3 separate regions of the Homo sapiens genome follow, and all the other regions are linked to region 1. Evidence: chromatin loops called from intact Hi-C (ENCODE). Cell type or tissue: ascending aorta. All regions are shown on one strand. Each heading gives the region's core, and the rest is flanking DNA. Links, peaks and the distances in the headings are about the cores only.

What was found. A loop is a pair of places that touch in the nucleus more often than their neighbours do. Peaks named below come from ENCODE experiments on the same cell type or tissue, not always from the same donor. Only the 100,000 strongest peaks of a DNase experiment are listed, where the experiment ranks them.
Region 2: it touches region 1 in a loop (2.0-fold over the local background); 4 of 110 quality-filtered maps call a loop at or near these places.
Region 3: it touches region 1 in a loop (2.0-fold over the local background); 4 of 110 quality-filtered maps call a loop at or near these places.

The regions. Positions count from the first base shown.
Region 1 is chr3:21,739,980-21,750,333 of GRCh38, forward strand. The region is part of intron 1 of ZNF385D (zinc finger protein 385D); the gene reads right to left. Among named protein-coding and RNA genes, the nearest start is that of ZNF385D, 6.1 kb to the right of the region's middle. In ascending aorta, for the core only: no CTCF peak of the experiment used is centred there; no DNase peak of the experiment used is centred there; H3K4me3 peaks cover 4,405 bases; H3K27ac peaks cover 4,745 bases.
Region 2 is chr3:21,439,528-21,449,881 of GRCh38, forward strand. The region is part of intron 4 of ZNF385D (zinc finger protein 385D); the gene reads right to left. Among named protein-coding and RNA genes, the nearest start is that of ZNF385D-AS1, 98 kb to the right of the region's middle. In ascending aorta, for the core only: no CTCF peak of the experiment used is centred there; no DNase peak of the experiment used is centred there.
Region 3 is chr3:21,679,482-21,689,835 of GRCh38, forward strand. All of the region lies in intron 1 of ZNF385D (zinc finger protein 385D), which reads right to left. Among named protein-coding and RNA genes, the nearest start is that of ZNF385D, 67 kb to the right of the region's middle. In ascending aorta, for the core only: no CTCF peak of the experiment used is centred there; no DNase peak of the experiment used is centred there; H3K27ac peaks cover 4,922 bases.

The DNA of each region.
Region 1 (10,354 bases), core at 774-8,773:
CCCAACTTCTCCCCAGTCTTGAGAGTTGAATCTAAGGTTCAAATTCAGTCTACAGAAACTAGAGTGACCAGTTCATCCCAGTACACATGAAACTTTCTGTTTTGACACGGGAAGTCCAACATCCTGAAAACCCTCTAAGTCCCAGGCAACATGGAATCATTTGTCACCGTAATTGGAGCTCAAACCATGGACCATGCGGTGTCTTGTAGAATAGAAATAAGTATACTAAGGTTGGAAACTTAGACCTGATTTCCCACATGTGCATAAAGTGGTAGCTCATCTAACTGGCCTCTACAGCATAACTACTCAAAGTGTGACCAGTGGGTGGACCAGGAACATTTAACGTCTGGGAGCTTGTTAGAAAGGCAGAATCTCAGGCCACATCTCAGACCCACTGAGTCAGGATCTATATTATAATATAATCTTCAGGTAATTTGTACAAACACTAAGTTTTGGGAAGCAAGATTTCAAAATCCTTTCCAGAACTATATTACTGTGATCCTGAATCAACTACTGTAATATGGACTTCTTTTGGGTACCAGCTCTATAAAGGATCCCAAGTAGAAAGGAAGGGTTCCCAGCCATTAGGGATGTTCACTGTGGAAACCAGGGATGGGCAGCACAGGCAATGTGTAATCAGGCCCACACGTCATGCCATACACTGATTTCCGTGAGAGGAGACAATGTGTCGTGGGGAAAGAACCCAGGCTTTGAACTCAGACTGACTTGGGCTGGAATCCTGACCCAGCCAACTGCTGCCTAGGTGACCTGGGGCAATGTGGAACTTCCCAGGGCCTCAGGATGCTTACTGTAAAATGGTTAAAATTTCCCATCTCAGTGGTTCTTAATTCTGGCTGTCCTTCATAATTAACTGAGGGGTATTAAATGAAAATGCAGATGCCTGACTCCACCTTCAGAGAATTTGGTTATACTGGACCGGGATAGCGCTTTGACATTAGTATCATTTCAAAGTTCCCCAGGTGATTCTTTTGTACAGCCAGGGTTTAGATCCACTGATGTTCCCCTTAAGGCTGGTGGTGAGGTGCCAATGGAATAACTCATGGCAGTGCCTGGCACAGCAGGCATTCATCCCATATTCAATTCTTCTTCTGTGAGCAGTGGCCACATCACCTGTTATCACCTATCGGCATCAGGGCTGTTCACAAAGGGAAGCTGAGAATTCTCAAAGGAAACCAAGAGGTCCATAAAGCTCATGCCTTAAGCTTCTCACTACAGTATTTGTACTTATTGATTTAAAAGTGAGAAAAAAACCAGATGGGTGCCATAAACGAAGTGATTCACCAGGTTAGTATTTAGGATCCTACACAACTTTTCTTTTAAAGGAAAAAAATTAATCAATCTGCCTTCCAATTTACCTTTTAACTGATACATTTTCCTTAGTATACAAATCCTAAGAATGCCCACAGACCTCTAAGCTATAGCCCACCATTCCTCAGGGCAGCTAATTAAAACACGTGATGGTAACGGTGACTTCCTTATTGTGTGCTGCAAGGGAAACACTTCCCAGCAGTTACCATGGTGGTACCTCAAAACAAGAGCGTCATAAGTTGTAAATTGTCACAGGACTTTACAAGCAGACCTTGGGAGAAATCCTAATAATTCTATACAGGAAGGGCAGAATATTTTGCCTTGTTTTTTTTTTTAAATAGTAGGTCCATTCAGCCAAAGAAATCTGTCTTTAAAAGTCCAGCAACACATGGAGGAATAGATAAAAATCAATACCGAATTCCTCTTCAATTCCTAAGCAATTATTAATAAACTCTCTCAGTTTTCAATATGTCCATCCCCATTAGAGTCTTGCAGGGGAAAGAGTATGGGGCATGGAATCTCAGGGTTCCTGCCCTGCTCGCTTTCTCTTCCTGCCTCTAAGTCTGAACTCTCCCATTGGTATAGAAAAATGACAAAGAATAGATTAGATGTGGCCTCTAAGGTATATTGAAACCACAATACAAGAGGCTATTTGATGAAGTAACGAAATGCTTCTTCCCTCAATGTCCTCAGAAATCTCTGCTGGAATGTTAAACTGCATAGCTGAACATTTATTTCCAAGTTGTTATTTTTCAAACTCCCCACTTCTTTTACTAATTCACTTGGCTTTTCACACCTTCATAACAAGGTCCATTTATACAGTGCTTTGGAGATTATAAAGTTTGTATTCAAATTTCATTACACTTCACTGTCAGACTTTTCAACTGATTGTATTAAGTACTGATGCAAAGAAAGATTCACTAATTTGTCCAAAGCCGTGCTACCAGAAAGTGACAAAGTACATACTTGAACCAGGAGGATTGGTGAAGAGCTGCCAAAAGCTCTTGAACCATACTTCCTTTCCCTCTTAAGTGTATCTTCCCCAACCAAACTCTTACTGATACTTGAGGTGGCTTTGCAGAAATACTCTCCCATTTAAATTGCTACTTATAGATCAGGGGCAAGATCTCTCTGCAGGTCTTTGGCCAATTTGTCCTGAGATCTATTCTTGCTCTTCCTCTAAGCTACAGACGTAGAGGCTAAAGCCTGCAGGATACATTTCCCAGGCCACCTCAGTCGGCCTCGGCTCAGTTCTACCAATGAGCGGCAGAAGGCAATGGATTGGAGGGCAAGAGAAAGGGAGAAACCAGGGTATTTTTCTGTCTCTCTCTGAGTGTAATGTGGGATCCCCTCTATGATTCCTGCTCCTGCCAGGAGGCCCTGGGCCCTGGCCTTCAGGAGTCTCTCTTGTGTTTCCATCTATAACTACCAGTTTCTTGCGATTGCTACTCTATGAATTGTCTCACCATTCCCCATGTGGCTTTTCAGCTCTTCTATCACCTATATACCAAATTATCTACATTAAATTATTTCTATGTAATTTACTAAGCATGGTTCCTAGTTTGACCCCAACAGGCAAAATCACTTTTCTCAATTTTCATACATTTGTATATGAGTTGGAGAAAAAGAAATAAAGAATTAAGCTTAACTGTTTACCATGTACTTTCCAGTGCTAGGCACTTTTATGTGTATAGCATATTTTAGTTCTCCAAATAGAACCGTGAGAAACATTATTATATTATTATTATTCTCCTTTTACAAAGAAACAAAACTTTACAAATGTGAGATGACTTTCCCAAGGACACAGCACTACTGAATGGAAGAGATACAACTGTAAAGTAGGCCATTTTTCCTACTTATCAGTCATGGAACAAAGACTAGACTGGGATTCCATCTTGAACAAATGGTAGAGATGGGGTCACTGTAAATATCAAAGAGATCGTAGCACAGCTAATTTGGACTTTTTTTATAAGCATTGAGTTAAATAGTGAGACAGCAAAAACATACAGTATACAATTAATATAAGCTTTACTATCTACACTAAATATAGACACTAGAGGAACTGAGGCAGTAGAGAAAGCCTGGATCCTTCCTGCCTGAGGCCAACTGTCTTAATCTGTTCTGGCTGCCATGACAAAAAACCACAGACTGGAGGGCTTAAACAACTGACATTTATTTCTCACGGTTCTGGAGGCTGGGCAGTCCAAGTTCAAGGCGTAGGCCTGGTTTGGTTTTGGTTAGGCTTTCTTCCTGGCTTGCAGCAGTTACGTTCTTGCTACAGCCTCAAATGGTGGAAAGAGGAAGCTCTCACATCTTCCTTTTCTTATAAGGACACTAATCCCATCCTGAGGGTTCCACCCAAATGGCTTCATCTAAACTTAATTACCTCCCACAGGCCCCACCTCCATACTATCATATTAGGAATTAGGGCTTCAATTTATACGTTTGGGAAACAGGGACACAAACATTCAGTCCATAACACCGATGCATGCCTTCTAAGCAGAATTCATATTTTCTGACTATTAATGATTTGATGTAAAAAGACAAGGCAGAATAAAATTATAAATTATGTTCAGATTTCTGTTATGAATTGTAATTTCACAAAGTCAAGTCAAAACACAAACGCATATTGGATCCCAATTATTTGACTCATTTCTCAAGCTATTGGCTGGAGAATGTTTTCAAGTATTACTGTTACAAATAATCTTCCATTCATAAAAATATCTCCCTACCCCCATTCTCCATTGTAAAGAGCACTGAAGTAAGTCTCAGAAGTATTGACATAGAGTCTACACCTTAACAGTCACTAGCTTTGTGACCTTGAGAAAGTTGTTTCAGTCATCTGTGGCTCAAATTCCTCATCTAAAAATAGGAATAATTATATTTTGTCTACTTCCCACAATGGGTCATTTTGAAGATAAAAAAAGCAAAATGTTGACACACTTTGAAAAATACAAATTGCTATACAAGTGTAAGGGATCATGTTTATTAAAGTACATTTACATTCCTTATTGCGTTTTTATCCTCAGAGCAATCTGCTACAACCACTTTCCCTCATCAGCAAAATCCATGAATATGAAAAAAGGTAAGTGTGAAGAGCAACTTTACTAAAGCCCTGCAAATTGTAGGCAAAATTGTATTCATTTTCTTCTGCCATCATAAATGACAACCTTCAAAACTGGAGACCTTCCTAAACATTTTCAGCTACTTGTGCATATAGGGTCTTTTATGCCCATCCCAGCCTGCTGGCAAGGGAATGCCAACATCTGGAGAAAATTCACTTAAGCAAAGTGAAAGCTGAAAACTGAAATTGTATCAGGTGAGTTGCTATTAACTATAATTTTGCTATCTTATATAATTTTAAGTATTTTTCAGACATTTTTGTACATTGGCCTTAATATTCTATAGAGTTAACACCGGCTTTACACTGCAGAGTCCTATGAAAGAAGCAACTAGAAACAGAAAAAAAGATTATGGAATTTATCACATTTAATTTAAAATTTAATTTCTATGGCCTTGTCCTTACTAGGACTTGGGTTAAAAAAAATAAAAAAAATAATAATAAAAAAAGCTAGTGTTTCAGCAGCAAAAGGGACTGTTTCTCTTGTCAATGCCCGAGTACTAGCTTTCATAGGGAATATCAGCCTTAGGGAATGCGTGGAGGAAGTGGATTCCCTTCCTCTCTGCTCTCCCACACCCATTCAGTCTTGCACATCCAACACATATTTCTAAGTGCCTGGCACTAACAAGAGTGCTGAGGACATAGATTAAACAACATTTATCCATTAAAAACTCTCAGCCTACCAACCCCATTCCTGCCCCCATAGCACCCATCTTCCTGTGGGGCAGACAGCATTTTCTGTGAGCATCAATCCTGATACTGCTGCGAATTTCCTTTCTGACCTTGGCCAGGTTACTTTTCTTTTTCCTCTCCACTTACAGAAATGTGATATTACATGTGGGCAAAAAAAGAAAAAACTGAAAGATTGATAAGAAAGAAAAGAGATTCACTACATCCCAGCCAATGCCCTAATACAGGTTCATATGCATTTGAGGTTTTGGAATCAAGAGGGTTTCATGAAAATACCTTCCGTTTCAAGGGCTGTGTAAGCCTGGAGTTCATATGCAATCAGGGCTGACTTCCAGCTGCTTCATAACGATTTTAACGCTGCGACAGAGCAAAGCATCTTCCTATTTTCAATCCTAGCAATTTGGTTCAAGCATGATCTCAACCACTTTAAGCTTTGATATTTCTAGCCACCTCTTATGCTGTATTTTCTCTTAATGCCACCAATCATGTGTGAAATTCTGTTGCAAAACTAATCTTTTTGGGAAATGATATGTAATGGCTTCTCTAAAGAGAGACAGACAGAAAGAGAGAGGGCAGGGACTATGACCTTTGTTGTTTTTTGACATGTTTTTCCTAGTGCAATACAAATGGAAACATCCCTTTCTCAAGGTCAAAGTAGAAATAGGCTTCTGCTTATACAAGCATCATGCTTTCTTAGGCAGGAAAAGCTTTGAAAATGATCCTTATGACTTGATTTTTAAAACCTCTAATGTATATAATGGTTGCTAAACTTGAAAGCCAGCTGTGCTTAAAAAGTACTTTAATGTCTATCTTATTAAGTCAATACTTAATGTATTACATTTCAAATGATGTGAAAAGATCCAGGAATACATAAATGCTATGACTGAAGTACAATATTAAGTCTATATATATAACAAGGAACTATTTGACATTCCAGTATTAAACACACACACACCAACCAACACATCTTGTCTTATCAACGGAGCGTTCAGTCAAAAGCAACTGTGACCGAATCTTCCGGAATGGAAGTCAGAAACCACTAATTTAAATTTGTCATTTGTTTTTTGGAACAACTATGTCATCCACGAAAGCGTAACTTTGCAAGTCATCATTAGCTCATGAATTTTGGAACTTATCCCTTAAATAAGCATACCTCATTTCCATATAATTACAACAACTGTGGAGGTCCTTTTAAAAAACTAGCTTAAAATTTAAGGATGTGATAAGGAATCCATGTCACTGGCATGTTGATCAAATTTGGAATTTGGCTTTTAAAATAGGAACTTCATATGAGATTAAAAAGAGAATAGTCTTGAGGAAGAAATCTTTATGGCTTTTAAAGTTATCTTAGATTTCAGGTTCTTATTCATGACCCTTTCTGATAGTATTCACCTGTTAACATTCTCCAGCCCTGTTTTGTAGTAATTTATTGCATGTAATTTAGATGTATTTGTAATAAGACATAATGGTCAGGACTTCACGCTTTAAAAGGGGGACTTTAGACATAGAAGTTTCTTCCTGAATTATTCTCACCCCTGTCAGCTTCGGGGAGATAGAAACAGTGGCTGAGTGTTTAGAAATAGTCGAGTGGACCTAATTCCTCATAACAGATCACTCAGTACAAACTAATTAGAAGGAGTTAAATGTTTCCACTGAAACCACTAAAAAGGAATGTTTTTCTCTGCTGCCTGCTGCTTTCTGATCGTTTCCTTCCTCATAACCTTGCCATTTAAATATTTTTCTAACACACTAGTTTGGAGGTGAACTTGATGGTCCAGCTACAACCAAAAGTGTAAGTGCTGACATGAGAATGTTCTAAACATCCCAGGGGAAAAAAGTCCTTCCTAAGACAATGTACAAATGCGTCTATTATAGGCAGGGGAATAGGGTTCTGTCCTAGAATTTTCCTACTAGATTTTCTTTTTTTTTTTTTTTTAGCTGTTGTATTAAAAGCTTCCTCAGTGAGGTTTTTGTTTTGTTTTGTTTTTATTATAGGCATGCCACCAAATGTTTTTCCTATTTTCCTTAGGCATTTTAATGAAGAGAGTTGATCCACAACTAACACCAAGGCGAACTTGAATGATTCATTCACACTTTCTAAATTTTGCCTGCCCTTTTCTCTAGGTTTAATTAATATGCCATTAATAGGAACATTTAGGGAGAGCTCTAATATTTGCCTCTTAATTCTGTTTAAAGTGTATCATTTCATTTTTTTTAGGAGTATTCTCATGGGGGCAAGCCCCAGATCCTTCTTGGCTATAAGCTTACCACAGTCTCTACCTGCTTGACTCAGAACTGAAAGCTTCCTGATATGCAGCCACACAGAATTTCTTCAGCACAATCAGCCTCCCATTTTCTCTCCTGATGGCAAAGGGTGAGACATGGCATCTCTCTGGCCAACCATGGGGAATCTGTGTGGTTGACATGACCACTGGCAACGACTCACCTATCCAGCAGTGGAGAAATGTGTCAGGCCAGATGGAAATGGGGAGACAATTCAAACATACGGTGCTTAGAGCTGGAGACAGTGCACAGTTACAACCTTCTGCCAGGCGCTGAGCAATTGCTGGGGTGCACTCAAGCAAATAACCTGCCCTTCATACCAGCACAGTCCTCTTAACCAAACTGTAACTGGGCAGCTCAGTCCATTGTACTGACAACCACCCACAGCCTCTCTTCCTTAATCTAGGGAGAAGTCTCCCAGCTGCCTTGCTTTTATTTCTGGATAAATTATTAATGGCTATTCATCTTTGGCACATGTAATTTTTAACTATCTAAAACATTGATGGGGGTGGGAGGGTAAATTTATAAGTATTTATTATTTTCCCTTGCTTTTACAGTAAATCCCACTCAGGTTGCTGACTGAGATTTTCCCTGCTTCCTTCTCCCATGTGAACCTTATATTTAACTCCAAATGGTGAATGCAAGATCCAAGATTGATAGAATAAGTAACAAAAGTGTCCACGGTGACTGAACAGCAAACTCTGAAATCACAGCACAGGAAGTACAAATGAACGATTATTGAAAACACTGCACTAAAATCTCAATAGGAGATAAGAGTGAGGCTTAAGTCATTAGAAAGCTCTATTATTCTGGCAAGTCTGAGACAGCACACTACAAACATGAGCTGTTCTTGAGATCTGAAAATATTACATCTTCCACCAACTTGCACACACACACAACTGACTCCAACTAAGCAAGGGCAGGGTCCAGTTGTCCAGTCCCAAGGGGAAGGAGGAATGAATTGAAGCAGATAGGCTGAGCCAGGCTATTCAGGTAGTGATTCTTCAGCTATATTTGAAGGGGTGGGGGTGGGGGGCAACACTGACAAATCAGATGATTTATAAAGGAAGTAAATATCCCGCTTTCATATCAATTCACCCGTACCATAGCATCACCATGCTCTTCATCACGCTCTGCTGGGGACACAAATAAAGGATTTGTGACATCTCTACCCCATTCTCACAAGTCACCAGAAAAGCCTAAGAATGCAGCATTGCTTTCCCTTTGTCCCTGTTCTCCCTGACTTGATAAACCATTTGCAGTTGAAAAATGAAGAAGAAAGTAATGGCCAACCAATTTGCAAAGTGAAAGCATTGCTTGGAAAAATTACCTGAAATCGCTACAATTTTGAACACGCACACACATTAAGATACATACACATGTACACATATATGTGTGTGCGTACATACATACATATATAAATACATAGTCTTCAGCATTTTCAAACATTAGGATGCTATTGAATTTTAACATGCCTGAAGTGTACTGCTCAATTCTTTTTGCCCTCGCTCTTGTACCACACATTTTTTTTTTAGAGACAGGTGGGCTCCCAAAGTTGTGGATATCTAACAGCTTGTACGAGAAGCTGCATAGCATAACCCGAAAGAAACAGCATTCCTGAATACATAGGATTTCCTCTGGGAGCAGAAAAACATTTCTTATACCAAAATTATGGTAAGACAATGTTCAAGACACTGAGGGCAACTTTAGCCTTGCCTTTCAAAGAGTAGAGTTTCATCTAAAGTAAGTAGGACATCACATTTCAATTCGTACTATTAAAAACTTGCATTACACAATGAAATTGATTACCCTATGAATCACTCTGCTTTACAAGAGGCTGAACTAGCATACAGTTAATAACACAAGCTAGCCCACTGAACATTTCTCCAATAGTCACACGATAATCCAGTCCAGCATGGATGGCCTTTGACCAGTACTTTTAGACTCTACTGCTATTCTAATTGGCCCTACTTCCTCACGACGATCACATAAGGAATTGTTTCAAGAGGGTGAAAATATAAACTAAAATTATAATCTGTTTCATCATCCTTCAGTATCATTACTGATGCTGAAATTGTATTTTGTCCAAAAGACCTATTATCTTTACAAGCTTTTCCATTTATGAAAATATATGCATGATAAACTCTGTTAGTGGCCAATAAACAAGCTTACCACCTCCATTACTACCCACTGGAAAGAGATGGTTTTTAACTACAGATTCTGCTTAAATTTGGCAATGCAATGAAATTGTTTCTTCCAAATCATTTTCAGCTATTTTAAGACTTCTCTTCTAATATGATACAAATTATAGGCAAATCAAAACTGTCAAGACAACTAAAGGCATTTAGCTTTTGGAACTTAGATTCCTTCCACACACTCTCAAGTGTCTCAAAGCCTAAAGGAAACAAAACAGAGCAAATAGTACATACAGAAATAAATTTCCAACAAACTAATAGTGCCCCAACCTAAGTTTATCTAAATACCTCTTTAATCTGAAAGAAGACGCTAGATTTAATATTTAAAGCAAACCAAGAAATCAGAGCATTTGCATCTTGGATACATTTCCTAGCCCCTCTCCAGTTGCTCTATCAAACCTTTTAATATCGCATAGATGCCCTTAAATGATGACGCCAGATAGGACTTACAGAAGGAAAGCATAACTTCAGAGAGGAGGAACAAATATTCAGTCCTTATCTTTGACTTCTTCTTATTTAGTGAAGGGGCTTGCCTCCTGTACTAGCAGTAAGTTGCGGCGTTAGAGTGCAAATGCACAGCTCCAAGCCCACTTCCAGTGCTCAACTGATAGCTCGGATCCAAGCCTCAACATGCTTTCTGGAAATGCAGGCAGCTCAACTGAAAACCTAACTGAGGTTTCTACCGTGGCACAAAACTGACCTGCACAAATATTTGACATCTCCGAGACCTCTAAAG
Region 2 (10,354 bases), core at 740-8,739, 300 kb before region 1:
AAGATTTCCCTAGTAATACCCTGCTCTAACAACTTTTCCTCTGGATTGACTTGGTCTTAATCTGAAAATGGCACATAGTATAGATCATAGTAATCCTAAACTAACTTTCCTATTTATAGTGCAATTTGTTAACAAAAGCATAGAATAAACAAAACCAGGAATCTTTCGATTCCTGTGACATCTACGTTAGTGTTTCTCTGACCCCAGAGGATAATGTACATTTAAACCAAAGACAACAGAAGATTAGAGACATCAGATTCTCTGTGCCTAGGGGTTAGTGAAGTATTAACATTTCTTAAGGCAAGTTCCTTGCATGAGACAGGCTTAGGGGAATTAATATCAACACTCAACTTCTGGTGTGTCTACTTTCTGGAATACTTTTGACCACATAGCTAACCATAAATTTGTTATTTTCTAAGCATGTAGTTAGTGTGAAAGAAATAAAAAGTTATATTTTTTATCTTAAATTTAATATGTAGAACTTGACTCCATAAAGATAGGAATACTATTAATTTTTAAGTAGTAATGGATTTTTCACTTACCTTTTAACAGTGATAAAGGGGTGTTTTTTAAACCAAGAAAGTAAGGTAAATATATTTTAGCATTATGACTTATTCAAAGAAAGTCATCTGTTCTATACAATGCATACATATAGCAAAGAAGTTTACTTTAATATGGTACATTAAATTACCAGTTATAAATAATTATTGTCCACACATTAAAATAGAATCTTAAATGAATGATAATGTTAACAGCAGCATATACCCTTGACATGATGTGATGAAAATTACCTCTGTGGGCTTCCTTCTCGTAACCCCTGTCTAACCATGAGAAAAACAGAAAACAAACCTAAACTTAAGGACATTTATCAAATTCCTGACCAGTACTCCTCAAAACTAGCAAGGCTATCAAAACAAGGAAAGTGTGCAGAACTATCACAGTCTAGAGGAGCCTAAGGAAATATGAGAAATCAGTGTAACATGGGATCCTGAATGAGATTCTAGGGCAAAAGAACATTAGGTAAAAACTTGGAAAATCAAATAAAGAATGGGCTTTAGTTAAACTAATGTATGAATACTGATTCATTAGTTGTGATAAATGTACAACATTAATGTGAGATGTTAACAATAAGAGAAGCTTGATGCAGGGTATATGGGAACTTTCTGATATATTCTTGAATCTTCTCTGCAAATCTAAAACTATTCTAGAGTTAAAGTTTATTACTTTAAGAAAAACAGAATTATAACCAGTCAACAAATGGTGCATCATTCAAGTTACTTTGTAGAATCATAATCAGAAAGAAGCTTAATGGCTTTATAGCATAGTTTTCTTAATTTTTAGATAGAGAAGTTTCAGGAAATTTCTCAAGGTCACATAGTGCTCTGAGATAATAACTAAGACTTGACATTGTATCTCCCAATGCCAAATCTAGTGTGTATTATCTTACCTGCAGTTACTCATGCACTCAAACTTTATTACATCAACATTTATTAAGGAACTATTTTGTGCTAAGTTCTGTCCCAAGCCACTGGGGATAAGAAGGCCAATAAACATAGATCATGTACTTAGTGGCAGAATAGTTTATGAGACATCCCATAAAGACTTGAAATAATAACTATTATTATAAACTTCTTAATCTGCTTTATTCTTTGCTATATTCTTGCACTTATACTTGGCATGAAATGGGCACTCAATAAATATTAAGAGAAAACAATGAATAAATTAATAATAGCTAATCATCGTGGAAGCACTTTTAAAGTATTTACAAGTATTAACTCATAAAAAACAAGAGGTGCACAACATTTGCATTATCATCATAGCAACAAAACTGAGGTATGGAGAAATTTGGGAACTTGCCCAACGCCAGAGCTGCCAACAGGTAACACAATGATTTGAACACAGTCTGGCTCAGTTGCATGTGCTCTTCATTTGTTTTTTATTGTTTAAAATTTAATTTTTTATAAAATAATTGAATTCATCCTGATTTATTATGCATGCTGAAAGACAACATCTTAAACATTTGACTATAAAAGAAACTAAGCGTGGCCCAAGCTAGAGTCAATTACGTATATCCAAATACCATAATGCTAAGGTATTAAGTTGCTTAAAATCATTTAGAAGGAGGAAAGAAAAGGAAAACCTATAGCTCTCAACTAACCTCTTGTGCAGAATGGTAAGAATAAACCACAGGGCTTCATTGCACCTTTTTTTCCCCCTGCAAAAGATGAGAAAGTAGGAAAACGATTCGCTTTTCTTACTGTTTCCCAAAGGCTGATTCAGATTTCTTTGCACTACTCTACCAAAGACTCTGGGACAATATATGTGACAAGGAGTTAAAAATAATGGGTGAAATTCAGTGAGAAGAGAAAGATTTGAGATGGTTTGGGCTTGCATTTCTGTGCCATTTTTCTGCCAGCGCCCTGTAGCAAATATTCATTACTGCAACTGTCACTATTTGGCTTTGGCATCAAAACAGGTTGCTAATACGTTGTGGAATGGGGCTTCAGTTGAGAATAAAAGGAAACATCAGTATTCAAAGTGGCCCATTTGTGACCTTCGTCTTGTATAAAAACACTGTAAATACTTCTTTAAAAAAATCCATAAAGCATAAGAAAGGATTCCAAAAAATATCAACACTTGAATTTTGGATAGTAACATGGAGCAGCCAAGTTACATGGTCTGGGCAAGAAATTTATTCCTCTGGTTACAGACTTCATAACTGAAGTGGAAAAACCATAGGTGAGTTACTAGAGTTTCCTCTCAGGTAACAGGGATTAGTGTTATAACCCAAAGATGTTCATCATGTTTTCCTGTAGATTGAAGGCTCAGAATTACATCTGATTTATTTTCTTCTTTCCTATGTGAATTTAAGTCTCACTCAGACTTGCTAGGAAATGAAGAAAACAGCTGCTTCCTCATAAATGTGCTGACATTCTGAAGTAGAAAAAGGTGCTTCTGACCAAAAACAAAAACAAAAACAAAAACAAACCACCAGTCTTTAGAAATTATTCCTGGTGGTTTCTTTTCTACCACTTTTATCTCATTTAACTAAAATTTATTGAGCCCATACCACACTCTTAGACCCAGGCAGGAATGGCCTTGGCACTGGGCTGTGCTTAAAAGTCCCTTTATTTGTGGGCTTTTTTTTTTTTCTTGTAAAATAAAAAAAGTTCCTACAGGGTTCTGTAACCAATTGAGCAGATGGGAATTATGGGAAAGGGAAGTGAGAATTGAACTGGGTGCCCCAAAGGCCAGAGTACAGAGGCTGGGAGTTCATAAGTGTGTGTGCACACTTATGAGTGTATATGTCTATGTGTATGCATGTGCATGTATGGCTATATGTGTATATCTGTGTATAAGTGTGTGTGTGTGTGTGTGTGTGTGTGTGTTGAGAGGTTGGAAGATATCACAACTTCTATCTGGAAACCAGAGAAAGAGTGGCTGTTTTTGTACACAGTACACATTTGGCCACCCCAAATCACAAAAATGTATGTCTAAGCAGAAAAAGTCCCCCTGCTCTGAATTCCTCACTCCCGTCTGCTAGAGTGGTATAGCTGTAGAAAGTGCTTTAAACGGCCTAGAAATCCCAAAGCCACCAAATGAGGCTGTGGAGAAATCAAGTGCTCCACTCCACTTTGCAGGGTACCTGATTTGGGTAGGTCCAGTCACCAGCCAGAAGTTCTGGCTTTGGGCACTGCTTCCGCTCTGTTCTTACAAATCTGCTTCACTACCAGGCTCAAGGATGATTCAGGTGAGGGGATTCTTTATTCTCCAGGTCCCAAGGACAATTCCTGGGGAACAAAGTGTGGAGTTGCTAGGCGAAACTTGATACATATTTAGATATATGGCATATAGTCTCCATTTGTATGCTCGGTCCTGAAAATTTTGGGGGTCTGTCTTATAGAACCCATCCATATACAGGATGCTGTGTTAATCACAGGAGGTAAAAAATAAATGCAATATAAGTTGTATATGCAAGAGTAATAGGACTCTAATATAAGAGTGGAGGGAACAATGAATTCACTCTCCTTGAGAAGAATAAGCTGGAAGAAGTATTACTAGAAAACATTAGAAAAATGAATTGCACTTCAAACTGATTTCACTGTGTCTCTAATGGTCTGTGACTTGGTAGTTCCATGCAAAAAGTAATCACATATACTTTTCATCAAGTGACAAGTTGTTCCCCATAGTAGCCTGCATGAAACTCTAATGTTCTAAGGGATTGGGTGACTATACTATTTCTTTCTACCTTTACATTATTTGAACTAAATTTCCCAAGCCTTGTATGCATTAAAAATTTTAGAAAGGAGATTTTAAAATTTACAAAACAAAAATATTGAACTGAAACTTTTGAGATGATTTTCAAAGCTGTCCAATTTATTATCTGTTTGAGGCAATTACATCAACAATAGATTCATATACATAATGGTTACTTGTTGAACTCACTATGTGCTACATGTATTACATGCAAATTAGACCATACGTTATTCTAATGAAAAATATTAAGGCAGAAGCAGAGCCCATTTAAAAAATTTAACTTCTGGATTTCCCTCTTTTTTTTTTTTTTTTTGAGACAGAGTCTCGCTCTGTCACCCAGGCTGGAGTACAGTTGCACAATCTCGGCCCACTGCAACCTCTGCCTCCCAGGTTCAAGTGATTCTCCTGCCTCAGCCTCCTGAGTAGCTGGGATTACAGGTGCGCACCACCACGCCCGGCTAATTTTTTTGTATTTTTAATAGACATGGGGTTTCACCATGTTGGTCAGGCTGGTCTTGAACTCCTGACCTGACGATCTGCCCACCTTGGTCTCCAAAAGTGCTGGGATTACGGGCGTGAGCCACAGCACCCGGCCTTTTTTTGTTTTTTTTTTTTTTTGAGATGGAGCCTCACTCTGTCATCCTGGCTGTAGTGCAGTGGCGCAATCCCGGCTCACTGCAAGCTCCATCTCCCTGGTTCAAGCAATTCTCCTGCCTCAGCCTCCTGAGTAGCTGGGATTACAGGCACACACCACCACGCCCAGCTAATTTTTTTGTATTTTTAGTAGAGGCGGGGTTTCACCACGTTGGCCAGGCTGGTCTTGAATGCTTGACCTCAAATGACCCTCCCACCTCGGCCTCCCAAAGTGCTGGGATTACAGGTGTGAGCCACTGCGCCCAGCTGAATTTCCCTATTGATGCCAAAGATCAATTAGCTTCATAGGGACCGGCCATTTTCTACAAAGATCATGTGATTTGAGAGGGCAATGTGAGAATGCTTTTATTTTGTAGGATAATTTATCCAAAATTTAGGCAATTCCTATTACTCATTCAAATTTGGGGATAAACAGATTACAGAAGCAGGTTGCCAGGACAGAGCACAGTTGCAGAAGCCCCCAAAAAGAGGTGGTGATCAGGACCAGGTCACACACCTTGACTTGGGTCAGGCAACTGAGGGTTAAGCTAATGAGATGAAGAAGGGGCAGGAAAGTTGGACCATGAAGGAGGAAGAAGCAGAGGCTCCTGAAGCACAGAGTCTTGACACGAATTGTCCAGTCCCCTGAGGAGATAAGTAGGATCCCATATTGGCCAGCCAAAGCTGAGACCTACTTTATATCTTCAACCTCCACATCTCCGAAATGTTCTTAACCTCAAAATGGACCTTTCTAGATTAAACTGGGATTTCATCAAGTCAAAGCGTATATTCTCTCTAGACAATGGGTCTCCCCTACAACCTAAAAAGAAAGAAGCCAACAGAAAAAGACAGATGTAAAAGGGTGACTGACAATAACAGTATTAGGGACATGACTAAACACTGCTCATCTCTCCAGTGGTTACAAGACTGATCAGGTGGCTTGACTTAAGCTCGCCCTCAGAATACAAGCTCTCTATTTAAAGAGAGATAAGCTGATTAGAGTTAGTATTATTACTTTTTTTCTCTACAAGGTAAATTGCCCTCTTTCTTTTCTTTAGCATCTGTAAATTAGGGACTCATTCTAGGAAAGAAGCCTTGGCATGTCTTTTTAGCCTAATTTAATATCAAAGCATTGTCCTTAGTTGATAACAATCACCTCAGCAATCTATATCAATGTCTTATCATGTCAGTGCCTTAATTTCTAAGTCAAAGAGGATTATATTCTCTACTCATTTAGTATATAAATATACTCCATAACATAACTAGAACAGTGTCTGCCAGACTGTTGGTAATTGATAAACACGGATGCTGCTGCCATCAAATTTGTTAGGCATTTGCTTATCTTTTAAAAGTTGGAGTTATATCCCTGTCAGGTAGGTGCTAGACTGAAAATTGGCATAGCAATAAAAAAGCATATCATTGACCTCCTAAGTGAAATTTTCATCCTTAATCATTTTCCTCTTATAATTTTTCAAATAATATTTATTTCACTCTTTTCTTTATGCTCCTTTGGCTCTCAAAACATCCCCCTATCATGGGGCCAAGATGTTGGGGAAATTTCACGAATCAAAAAGAATCCTATTAGTATAAACTAGTGATTGTGAGACTTTAGTATGCGTCAGAATCACCCAAAGAGTTTGACAAAACACAGACTGCCCAGCCCCAGCATCAGAGTTTCTGATTCAGTATGTATAGGGTGAGGTCTGAATATTTGCATTTCTAACAAGTTCCCAGGTATTGCTGTTGCTGCTGATCTGAGAACCACACTTCAAGAACCACCACTGACAGATCTGCCAATTAGTTTCCGGTTTAGATTAACTGGTCTCAGCTCTAAAGCTAAATGTCATTTAAACAGCAAGTCATGAATGCAAGAAGAGGGAAATGAGAGATTGAGTGACCAGTGTCCTTGTTTTCCTGAGGGAACTGAGGGAGTTCCTGCGACATGGGACTTTCAGTGCTAAAATTGGCACATCCCAGGCAAGCCAGGGGAAGCTAGTTACTCTAAAAGAGAACCCTGGAAAAAAGTAGAAAATTCTTTAAAAAATTTTAGATACTACCTAATCAATGAACTTTTTTTTTTTTTTTTTTTTTTTTGAGACAGAGTCTCACTCTATCATGCAGGCTGGAGTGCGGTGGCACCATCTCAGCTCACTGCAACTTCTGCCTCCTGGATTCAAGTGATTCTTCTGCCTCAGCCTCCTGAGTAGCTGGGATTACAGGGGTGTGCCACCACACCTGGCTAATTTTTGTATTTTTAGTAGAGATGGGGTTTCACCATGTTGGCCAGCCGGTCTCCAATCTCTGACCTCAGGTGATCCGCCCTCCTCAGCCTCCCAAAGTGCTGGGATTACAAGCGTGAGCCACCGTGCCTGGCCTAAACAAACTTTTCTTTGAGAGATGCACTTTTTGATAACAAATGAGGAAGGATAGAGACACATTCTGATCTTTGGAGCAGAGAAAAATACTAGTGGGAACCTAAATAACCTTCTATTGATCAGTTAAACCAGGGTTTCTTTTGTAAGAATAAACTTTTCTCTCCCTAAATTAGAGTTTGTATATTTCTAGGGGAATTAATTTTCCACTTTGTTCACAGATGTTTAGTATAAAGCACAGTTCATCCTCTCCAAATATAATTTAAGCCAAAATAAATTAATCCAAACCTAAGTTCATCAGAAGGTAAGATTGTTAGGCCTTGTTCTAGTTAATTGAGTGGGTCTGGCTATTGTACATACAACTGATAAGCACCAAGACAAATGGGTGAGTTTTATCAAAATTTGTGAGCTTTTGGATAAATATTACGAAAGGGAAAGGAAAAGGAAGACAAAAAGAAACTCAATTTACTCCGAAGGCATTTTAAATGATTTGGATGCCACTAGATTAGGAAACTGCCTTTTCATGCTTCTAATAGAGATTTTATTTTTCCTCCAGTAGGGCAGAATGAAAAAAAAGCCCTCCAAAATCTATGAATGGTAGCACCCCTGTTCCAAGAGCTTTCAGAGGAAAAAAATACTGCATGCTGCAGTAACAGTTTCTGTTTCATTAATGAGAAGAACTGTGTATTGGAAAGCTCAGTTTGAAATCTGGCAAGAAATCAAGGTATGGTTTTTCAGTGATTGCCTTTGGTAGTTCATCTGTTTAACATATGTAGTAATGGCCTTCCTTCTGCTGGCCATGTGCCTTAGGTTAAAAGTAAGGGTTTGTCATGTGTCCTTACTATCCACGATATCTAACGGTTGGAATTATGACATGATAAATCATGAATCTTGAAAGCTTTTACTAATTGAAGTTGAACGAAAAGTGAGAGAAAGCTTACCTCTGACTGGTAATTTAGAATGAGTAGGGACTGCAAAATGTGAAGATAGTCAAGCCAAGTTATTTAGGACACAAATACTCACTCTAGAATCCTGTTAGGCAGCACATACCATAAAAATGAAGAAATAACAGCCAGCTCTTCAGTTTTTTTGTACTGTAGAGCTGTCTTGAAGATAAGAAAACAAGCTCCCACAATAAAGGGTGCAATGATAAAATATTGAGTATGGAAATAATTTAGAACATTATCCCATCTGGACTCAGGCATTTTGTTGTATGTGCAAGAGTTATAATACTTAGCATTTTTCATTACAGTGTTAGTATTTCATAGATTAGCTATGCAGAAAATGTTTTAATCACCAGAAAGTTACCATGATGTAACCGATATGCACTTGCCACAACACATTGCTCAGACATCTAGATTAAAGGATTTTTCATATTTCAGGAGACTAGAAAAGGAGTTTTCAGGGAGTAAATTCCACTGGATAAATCATTGAAAATGGTTGACAAAGAGGATGGAAGTATAGAAAAGGAAATGAGAAAAATTACAAAAATTGAGAAAACATTTTTTTAACCAATAATCTTTCAGCAACTCCTGAGCATTCAATTTCAACTATAAGCTGAGTTAAGACTCAAACTACCCATCATTTCACTCAAAACAGCAATGTATTATTATTTTTCTCTCTGCAAAGAAGGAAGAAAAATGGGGGTCATCACATAACACAATGATTTCTTGATAGAATTTCTCTCTTCAAAGTAGTTTCCATGTTGTGTTAATATATTTCAGCCAAAGATAATTTTTTAAGAGCTGGAGGATAAATAAAAATCAGAGAAAACATGCTAATAAATATAGAATAGGAGAAATCAAAAGTCTACAGATTATTTACAGAAAGACTGGCCACTGAAAAATTGTTAGAACTGTTTGGAAAATAATACGATACAATTCTGGAACAAATGTGTCTCTTCCCCAGCAAAGCTAACAGACCTGTTTCTAAGAAGCCAAGATTCCCTTTCTATCTCCAGAAACCACATAAACTAGATTTTCATGAAATTCCAAATATAAACTTATCATCTCTCCTGTTATTCCCATTAGCTATCACACAGCTCCAGAAATTCCAAACTACAGCAAACTGCCCCAGCACCAAAATTTGCCAAACTATGTATTATTCTTTTCACATTTGAGAATACATTCATTGTAATTGTATCACCATTTCATCAAAGCGCTAATTTAAACATTTAAAAAAGTCGATCTTTCTTTTTTTTCTGAATATGAAATAACAATTTTTATTTTCTTAGGCTTCATTTAAAAATTGTTTATTTTAGCATTAAGCAGCTATAAATCTAATTATTTAAGTATATATTTAAGAAAAAAATGACTTATTGGTTAGTTCTGTCAATCAATTTTTAATTCAATACTTTAAATATATTTTACGGCAGAGTTATATTAATAAAGTATGCTAAGAATTAATCTCAAAATAAATCTGTGTTATCTCTGAAACCATCTATACTGGCCATTCTGATCCTGTAAAATGCTCAGTATTTTTATAGCTACAAAAAAAAAAAAATAGAAATCTAGTCCCATGTGACTGACCTCTCAAAGGATGCTGGCATTTCTATTCCATTTCACTCGTTGGGATCTTGTTACGTAAGAGTTAAATCACAACATCGTATTGGAGCCCATTTGATATAAATAGAAGTTCTAATATTTCACCATTAATTTTGATAAGATAATGTTTAAAATATAATTCATAATTAAGCTTTAGAATAGAGTCATTGTTTTATTTAGGATACATGTTTGTATAGCTGTTTTTTATTATCAATATTTCTGTTACTTTTAACAACAACCCAACTGTGAAATTTAAAAGCTAGCACTGTGAGTAAATTGTTTTGCTTCATAGGTCATGTTTTAAAATTGTTAATTTTCTTGGTACATAAGATCTTATTTCTTGTATATCATGTTATCTATAAATGGGTTTTACAGCAAAAGTAGGTTATTTTGAAAATGTTTCTCTAGCAATGAAAAAGCCTTATCATGGATGTGAGACTAATTTCGTTCACATCCTTACTGGCAGATTCTTCTTGCCCAGGTAAGAAGCCAGGCCAAGAATTCTAGCAGTCCAGGACTGAATGTGTTGAGTCAAATGTCTGAGTGGAC
Region 3 (10,354 bases), core at 807-8,806, 60 kb before region 1:
AGAGTTTTGAAAATTATAGGCACCCAAGTACTTTTCAGTGAATGAATAAATAAGACATTGTTGCTTTGAAAGCTAATCCAGAGAGAAGAAATGAAAATGGCAAACTATACTTAATGTCATTAATACTATTAGGTACCTGTTTTCAATGTGCTCATTGTGAGATGGTAGGCATAGGAAACAATATTGAAAAGAGAGAGAAAGAACAAAAAGGAAGGGATGGAAGGAAGGAGGTTTGGAGGGAGGGAGACTAGCAGGGAGGGAAAATAGCAATTTGGAGAAATAATTATATCCAAGCGACTTACTTGATTGACCTCGATAGAACTGTTAGTGAGGCAGCCTGTGAGTAGCACTAAAAATACCCCCAAGTCATCCTATATGGAAATACCCACTCTTAAATGATCTCATGGTAACCCATAGAAGTATATGTCTTTTAAACTGGAAAGTGATCAACCAAGAGTGTGGCATTATCTGACAAAATATTGTATGAGAGAGACTCGCTCAGTGCCTAATACGTGGTAAGGACTCAAAATATGATAGCTGACTTGGAATCTGGGACGTAAATATTTAATATTATTTATGGTCAGTGGAAAAATAGAGTCACACTAATTCACTTCCTCCCTTTTCAGCTTGTCCTCAGTTTGTTACCTGTTCTGTCACCTCTTCTCTCTTGGCTGCCCTCATCTTTCATTCCTCTCAGATTTACTTCTTGGCTCACTCGTTCTTTCTCACAAACATTCATTCAATATTTATTGGTTACTCACTCTCTTGAATACACTGGGTAAATTTCAATAAAAGTAAATGTGATATTAAGCCCTTTAAAGCAAGGTAAAGCAATAGTGAGAGAATAAGCAAAACACTTTTTTTAAGTTCTTGTTCTTGCCGGCTTCTCCTTTGGAATCATCATTTTCTCTTATTTAATAAAATAATATTATCTTTCCTAACCATCAACTAAAAACAAGTGCAATTTTCTAATATTATCACATAGTAATAAAAAGACATTGGTAGACCACAATTTGTTCTTTCCTGCGTATTTTCAAGAGTTTGCAACCCACTTCTTTTAGTGAGGAGCCACATGTGATGTTTAACTAATAATATCGGATATGATGACTGATGCTTTTTTATCAAAAGGTAATATGCTCTACTAATCACATGGACTAGAATCATGGCCATTCAATTTTATAAGTGGCTTTCTTGTTTATTTGCTATGCTTTCACCAACTACTCCAGCCAAAATTTTAGATGGCATATTGGCACTGGGGAAATCTTGATAACAACTGTTTATGGCAGTCTTGCCTATAGCTTAAGAATTCCATTAGTCTAGCCAAAATTTTAGTTGGTTATTTTTTTTTCACATATCCTAGCTAAATCTTAAGTGCTACACAGTTCAGCATAGAAATATCCTTTCTTCTCTACCCTTGTAGGCAAGCCCATAGTCAGACAGTCCCTTACATCGCAATGTTACACACACAGCCTTTCAACGGCTGCTGCCACAAGGCAGGGAGATGCTTTGGATTTTATTTCTGTATTTTTAAAATGTTGTCTTCCATTGAATTGCCCTTAGCTACATTTACATTTAGCTAGTCTGGGCTAGGTCTCAACTGACTGGTAAATTCCAATTACAGATCTGAGTGTAACAGAATTGTTTCAAGGAACTCAGAGTCTCCTATCACATTTCAGAGTATTATACTGTTGAAAGACATCTAAGTCCTTCCCTGATAACGTAGGAATATGGTAAGGTAAACCTTCTGACAAAAAAAATTATTTTTATTTTAAATAAGTCATAGATTCAGAAAGCCTATGTGAATATATTCCATCAGTAAAAAAAAAAAAAAAAAAAAAAAAAACCTACATTTTTGGCACATGGGAAGTAAATTTGATTGGCATGAAACAAATTATGTTATTCATTATGTTTCTGGAAAGGTAAAGGCTGTACAATTGGTAAATTAAAAGTGATTATTTCAGTAATGAGATATTTCAGATAAGCAAGCTTTAATCTGCCAAAGGAAATGGCAGGGCATACCTCAAGGGGAGAGCTTAGGAAAGCTGGCTGACTCTCAAATAAATCTGTTTTACCAAAAGCACAAATATACATCACAGTTAAAGTGGGTAGAAGGGAAACCAAAGGAAACAGAACAATAGAGCTGCATATATTTGGAACACAAATGTACACACATGCATTTTCTAAAAGAATCCAGACTAAGAATGATAAAAAAAAACGAAAAAAAAAAAACAAACAAAAAAGGAAATAAAACAATCAACCAAAAAAATCATGTGTATTTTTGGTGCTACAGATTAGAAAATATCAAGACTGTAAATCAAACTTAATGTGATGAAATGAGGGAAAGAGAGGCAAAGATTTCATTGATTTACTGATCCATTGGCTCAGGTATTGAAAACATGTAAAGAAATGGGAAAACAAATGTAAAATGAAAGTTGGATACCTGGAGTATGTTTTATGAACTGGTCAGCCAGTGAAAAATATCAGATGATAGTGAAAACCATCATGACAAATGTTTGACATCATTGAGGCCAGACTCAGAAAGTGAGAATCAACCACAGTAAGTCTAACTGTTGCACCAATTTTGGAGGAAAAAAGAGTAATGTAAAGGATGTAAGCCACATTTGATGGATTACAAGCAAAGATATGGTTGGAAGATGCATAATTACATAGAAATCTAACAAAATAAAGAAGAGCTGAATCTTGGACAATTGGCAGGTTGGTTTGTTTTTAGTTTAGCTTTGTCCTTTTAAGTTAGAAGCCAGAAAGATTGGCTAAGTATGTTGAAAATCTAATAACTTATGAAAGATGTACACAACCTGGAAAATAGCCAAAGCAGAGAGACAGACATGATTAAAGGACAGGCAAGTAAGAGTAAGGGGAAAGCTAAAGGTACTGGCAATGTTTTTGTGAAGAGAAGAGACTCAGGGTGACTTAATTGCCTTCAAATATTTAAAAACTAACATAGAAAGAATGGTGAACAGATGTTCTTCATTTCCACTTAAGACAGAAAAAGCCATCAGAGGACTGAAAGGATAGTTGCAGTCATGTCTGGAAGAAAGGACACATTTTCAGGTCCTTTAATAGAAATGAAAGTCAAGGGTTAATCTTTTTTAGGGAAATGAGCCTCTAAATCTCATATTGCAATTTTGTGGGATTCACATGGAAGCTGTACAAAATTAGAGCAAGTTAGAACTGGATGAAACCTTAGCAATCAAGTAATCTACTTCCTGAGCAGGAGAAGACAAACTTTTTTTTTTTTCCTTTGGGAAAGGGCCAGATAATTAATATTTAAGCTTTGTGAGCTATCAGTTCTATAGTGCAACTGCTAAGTCTGCCATTGTAGTGTGAAAGCAGCCATAGACAGTATGTAAACAAATGGGCATACCTATGTACCAGTAAGATTTTACTTTCTAAGATAGTCATCAGCCAGATTTGGTTCTCTGGCACCAGCTGTTGTTGGCTGACCCTGGTCCAGAGAGCACTGGCCCTCAAACTTTAGTGAGCATCAGAAATGCCTAGAGGGCTTATTAAGACACAGACTTCTGATGTCTTCCTACCCCTACTTCAAGTTTTGATTTCTGAGTGGGAGCTGCTAATTTGCATTACTTACTAATTCCTAGGTAATGCTGATGCTATTGGTACATGATCCACAAATTGAAAACACTGAGGCCAGAGAACACAAATGATAAACCTAAAGTCCAGTTAAGGATGTGTGTCTCTAGGCATATTTAGCAGAATTCTATGACAACCCCCAAGATTTCCTGCTTCCTGCTGTACACACCCTACATCATCTGTAGGACTATTAATTTTGTGGATATTACTTTTGTGATTAGGTTATGCGACGTGATACAGTTGACTTCAAAAAGAAGAGATTCATTTGTAATCCCAGCACTTTGGGAGGCCGAGTTGGGTGGATCACGAGGTCAGGAGATCAAGACCATCCTGGCTAACACTGTGAAACTCCGTCTCTACTAAAAATACAAAAAATTAGCTGGTCACGGTGTTGTGCATCTGTAGTCCCAGCTACTCGAAGGCTGAGGGAAGAGAATTGCTTGAACCTGGGAGGCGAAGGTTGCAGTGAGCCGAGATCGCACCACTGCACTCCAGCCTGGGTGAGAGAGTGAGACTCCATCTCAAAAAAAAAAGAGATTGTTCATGTGGGTGTGAACTAAGCACATGAGCTGTTCAAAAGCGAAGAGCATTCTCCGGCTGGTTGCAGAAGCAACAGAAGGATTCAATGTGCCCTTACTGGCCTGAAGATCGAGGCCACATGTAAAGGAATGCAGATGGTCTCTGGGAGCTAAGAGTAGCCCCAGGGTGACAGCAAGGAAAGCAAGACCTTCATTCTACAACCACAGGAACTAAATTCTGCTAACAAGAATGAATTTGAGAAACAGATTTTTAACACAGAGTGTCCTGATGAGGACTCAGTCCAGCCAACATCTTCATTTCAGCCCTATGATACCCTGAACAGAGAACATAGCCACATCTGTGCTGGACTTCTGACCTACAAAACTATAAGCTAATAAATGTGTGATGTTTTAAGGCACCAAGTTTCTGGTAATTAATTACGCAGAAATAGAACTCTGACACTGTGAGTGTGGTATATGTCCCACTTTAGACCTAAAGCTCCCTAGTTGAACTGGTTACATATCCACTGCCAAACATCACTGTCTCCTGTAACAACTTTCAAGCACGCTCTTTTTACTCCTGGCCCCTTTAGTTTATAAAGCGCCATGTTTAGGAGTTGTCTCTCTTTAACTGAGAATACTTTCCCACTGCTGACTCTCTTCTGGTTAGAAGCTCTGGGAAATGAAGGTAATAAATATCTCGTATGTTTGACAAACTTCACCACACTAAAGCCATAAATGGTTAACTGTTCTCCTCTCTCTCTCTCTCTCTCTCTCTCTCTCTCTCTCTCTCCTCTCTCTCTCTCTCTCTCTCTCTCTCCTCTCTCTCTTTCTTTCTTTCGTAGCTTTACATTCTTTACCATCAACTGTGACCCAACCCAGACCATTTCAATAACGGAACCCTTTAAAAAATCTTTAATAAGCCCAAATTCATAAAAGTTCAAAAAATACCCTCAATAGTTAAGTATTATAAAGTCACATTAATTTTAAAGCATTACATTTTCTGACATTTAAAAAGTCTCTGACATGGCATATCCATAGTTTGATTTTTCTGATGTTCTTATAAAGGTCATGTTTATGGTATAATAAGCACACATTTGCAAGGGTTATTAATCAGAGCAAAGCTGGGTGGCAAACAGATTTCCAAAGAATTTTCCATTTTTATTCTGAACATATTAGCTAGTTAAGAATGTCACATTTTTAAGAGCCTACTTGGAAAAAAATTAACGATTAATTTTGTTCAAAGGGATGTCTTCATCGTAAGTGAAACTGGAGTGCTTCTTAGGAAAATAGATGACAGGGATGCATTTTGCTAGTTCAGCAAACTCGTATGGCAATTTGGAAAATTCTAATTTTTAAGCTAATGCTTTAGAGCAGTTAGCAAGGAAACCAATGGGCTCCATAAGCTTTATTAAGAATCCAGTGGGTATTGGCAAAAGCATTTCTAACTTGTATGTGATAAAGGAATATACGTTTTTAACGCTAAGAAAAAAATACTGCAAAATCCTGGCCCATACAGGTGTTATGGCTTATTATTTCAAACAATTTCCTTTCTATTTTGTCTCAGCAAGAGAGAAATAGATTCCTTCTCAATGAACGTAGAAAAGTAGATTTGCTTTAATATTCAAGAAATGCAAGAGGAGTGTCTCTGAAGATTTTATGGCTACTGGCTATTTGGAAACATTACTTGCCTTGGTGACAAGAATTCAACCTATGCTTGAAACACAAGCACACTTTCAAAATATTAAGCTTAACAAAGAGAAACAAACAGAATATGGTACAGCCTAAGAGTTCATAAAAGACAGCAGAAGTGGCAGACTCGTAAGCATTTGATATTCAAATCTCTACATCTCTCTTTTTTACATCTACATCACAGGTTTTTCCCTGTGAGTTTCTCAAGCTTTGTCTGTGATTAATTTTACTTATCAAACAGACAAGCAGCACATGCGGTCTTGCTCCAACAAGAGGAAGTATTGGCACCAAAGAGCCGCTTCACCTGATGGATGTTGAAACCAAATGGTCTAGACAAATCTCAAGGGCTCTGAATAGCATGGCTCATAAAAAGACAAAGTACAAACCCATTAGAAAATAATGAAATTAGTAATTGGCATTACCTAATTATCCCAGAATTCTGAAAAATCTTTGTATGGAGCAATACATCTGCCTATCCTAATTTAGAAAATGAAGTGCTGGAGGTACAAATGATTAGCTACCTTGAGGTTTTGGCCAAGAAACACAGTAAAGTAATAAGCCACGCATGAAAGCAAGACAGGTGAATTCTCCCAGGCAATAATTCCTCAACTGAGACAATCAGAGCAGGGAGAATGGGTGAACCGGGAAAGAAGAAAGAGAACAATGGTGAAAACTGAGGGGCAGGCAGCTTTGGTGGTCACAGATGTCCAGCCTGGCTTTCCCAAAAAATGAGAGACAAAGGCAAATTGAAACAGTCTAGGCTTTCATGTGACCTATATAAGAATGATTAAAGATTAATAATAGAGAAAAAAGAAATAGCACAGTGGAAATTTAAAAGTAACCTTTTTTTAATGTCAGATGATTTGTTAGTTGTAGATATTTTAGGAAAGTGTACAAATGTGTACTCAAATCGTAATGTTTCATTTCTAAATCTCTTCACTGTTATAACACCAAATTGTTATTGTGTTTGGATTTTTAGGTTGCTATAATTATTTTTGGCAAGTGCAGATTATGCGTAGGTATAAAAAGATATAAATATTGTACTTTGTTCCCTAGCCACGGAATTGTAAAAAAATAACCATTTGTAGTTGCTGTGAGAAACTGTATGAAAAGCATCAGTGTATAGAGCAATACTGAACTATCGCAATATAATGTGAGCCATAGAAATGAGTCACATATGCATTTTTGAATTTCCTAGTAGCCACACCAAAAAGTAAAAATAGGTGAAATTAATTTAATAATATATATTTTATTCAACCCAAATAAAGGCAAATAATAATAAAGGAATATTTTACACTCTTTTTCATGTACAAAGCCTTTGAAAACCAGTGTGTATTTTGCACTTACATACAGCACACCTCAATCTGGACTAGCTAATTTTAAGTGTGCAGTCGCCACATGTGGCTAGTGGCTATTGTGTTTGTCAGTGCAGACCTAGAACTTAATGTGCAATAGTTTTTAAGGAATATTATTTTCATACGAAATTGAAATTAGTTATAGATTCAAGGTTTAATTGTCACAAAACACATTTTATCCACAACTGTGGGATCTTACCTTTATATTTCTGGTCATCCCCTGGGACAAGTTAAATACAGCCACTAGTACTTGCTGGTTCTCCCATCCTGAAAGGGAGCCTATTTTCCCATCCTATGAGTTATCACTGGCCTCATAACTTGTCTTGACCAGTGGAATGTGGCATAAGAGACACCATGTGCTTTCCAGAGCCCAGGCCTCAAGAGACCCTGCAGCTCCTGCCCTGGCTCTCTGGTAATATTGTCTGGAGAACAATAGGTAAGGAAGCCAGACCAGCTTCTGGGAGAGTAAGAGGTTATACAAACGGAGAACCCAGATCCACAGTCAACAGCCAGCAGCAACCTCCAGAAACATGCGTGGGGTCATCTTAGACCTTATAACCCAGGTGACCCACAAGATAAATGCCGCTATATGAATGAGCCAGATAAAATAGGCAGAGGAAGTGCTCAAACCCAAAATATATTATGAAAAATAACATTGTTATCGTGTAAGCCAGTTGCTTTTGGAGTTCGTTTGTTAAGTAGCAATAGACAATAAAACGAATATGTATAACTCATAATTTTTTTTATTAATAGGCCACTTTTTGGAGCAGTTTTATGTTCATAGCAATATTGCACAGGAAAGCACAGCAATTTCCCATATACCCTCGGCCGCTACACATGTATAGCTTTTTCCATTATCAACATCCCCCACCAGAGTGTTCATTTGTTACCACTGATGAACCTACATCAACACATCATTATTGTCCAGGGTTCATAGTTTACATTAAGGTTTACATTAAGGCTCACTCTTGGTGTTGTACATTCCCTGGGTTTGGACAAATGTATAATGATATATATAGTATCATAAAGAACAGTTTTATTGCCCTAAAAATTCTCTTAATATGTTTTTGACTAAGGCAAAAGGTGGATCTAAATTCATAGGAAATAAATATAAAAAGAAAAAACCGATGATTCACCAGTGATGATCATGTACAATTTTGATTTGTTTCATTTGAGAATAGCTGAATGGCTTAATAAAGCCATATGGTTATTGTAGAAAAGTCTGACAATGTAAACAAAATCTGTTTTTTTTTTAGACAGAGTCTTGATCTGTCACCCAGGCTTGGAATGCAGTAGCACGGTCACAGCTTACTGCAAGCTCGAGCTCCTAAGCTCAAGGGATCCTGCTACCTTAGCCTCCCATAGTGTTGGGATTACGGGCATGGCCAGAAAATTTTTTTTAAACATCATGGTAACTTCAGTACCATAACTCACCTCTATTATTTTTGGTGTCTCTACTATTATTTTTGGTGCCTCTACTGCTTTCTTTTTTTAAAAAAACTATGTATTTGAGGGGAACAAACACATTAGTTTGCAAAAGCATAAGTGCTTGAAACCGCCTTTGTTCTGTTGGAATAATTGTATATCTTAAATATACTTCTAAAACATAATTTTAAATTCTGACAAGTACTCTATTTTAGGGATATACCATAACTAGTTTAAACAATGCCCCATCATTGGTCATTATTGGTATGTCCAGTATTTATTATAAATAAAGCTGACATATAGCAATTTTATAATTATAAATAAGTTATTTCAAATGAAACAAAATTTAAAGGTAATTAATAATTTAGGGAAGGAAAAGATCATGAATACTATGAGACACATAATGACATTATTCATTAATTATCTTTATTTAACAAAACTTAGAAAACAAGTCTTTATCACAGCTAGACATTAACTACATTCTTTCTGAATCTCAGCTCCTTTAGGTGGTTTTATCAATGTATCTGTTCCCATAGTGCATGGATATCCAATAAACTGTCTTTTAAATCCATGAATTCTTCCATAAACTATTGCTGTCTGATGAAATTCTAATATGCATTTAATTAACAACTCTAGGAATGCAACATGAAAACTAAATACCAAGCTCTATAATTTTTAAAATGACACAAAGAGAGATTTCTCAGTTCCCACTCAACAGCTTTGTATTATACCATATGTTTAGAAAATCAATTAAGAGCACAACAGGATATCTGAAAATAGTATGTGCATGCTATGAAATTATTATAATGTGCTTGTGTTTCCAACAACATACTACAATATATATGGAGAGAGACAGTCCTTAACCAAGAAGATTGCCGTCTAGTTAAATACATAAGCCAAGAAAACATTCTCAGTGACAAAGTAAGATTACCTGAATATACAAATCTTACATAATTCTTATGGCTGAGACTTGCAATCTGAACATCTAAAGATTTTTCTGATGTAAAAAGATTTAGAATCATCTGTCCTGCCCCACCTTATTGAAGCAAAAAAAAAAAAAAAAAAAAATACTATTCCATTTAAAGACTGAATAGTCGTATCTCAGAGCAGTTAAGCCAAGCTGCCTATGCTCTAATAAAATACAGTACTATAACAATAGAGACCAGAGAGAAAGAATTTTGCTGTTTACCTTGTGCATCACCAGCTTTAATGGACCACTAATACTCAGTCACTGAAGAGGTGTGTGCTCTGTTGCGGGGCAGCATAAGCTCGATTCAACTTACAATACCTAGATGAACTGTGGCTCAAAACGACCCACTTCCCTTTTCTTCCATGCTCACTAAAGAACCTGCAGATTGATTGGGGGTCTTTAGCAACTTGAAAAGGGTGGACTTGAGGAAAAACTATAAATACAATAGTCACTGGAAATTCTGTGTAGACTCAACTACACATTAGTAATTAGACACTTAGGTTTAGATTTCATATGCATTTAGTTCACAGGTATCAATCTTTGAAAACCTGCTTGCTTCTTAGTAATAGCACAGATTATGGAGGAGGTCAGTCAGGTAACTGTCTGTGGTTAATCCATATATAAGAAGCTCTAAAGCAGTGATTCTCAGACATCATCAGAAACACCTGTAGGGCTAATTACCACACATTTCTGGGCCTTACCACCTTAGAATTTCATTTCTAAGAATTGCCCAGGCGATACTGATGCTACTGATTTGGAGACCTTGAGGATCACTGCCCTAA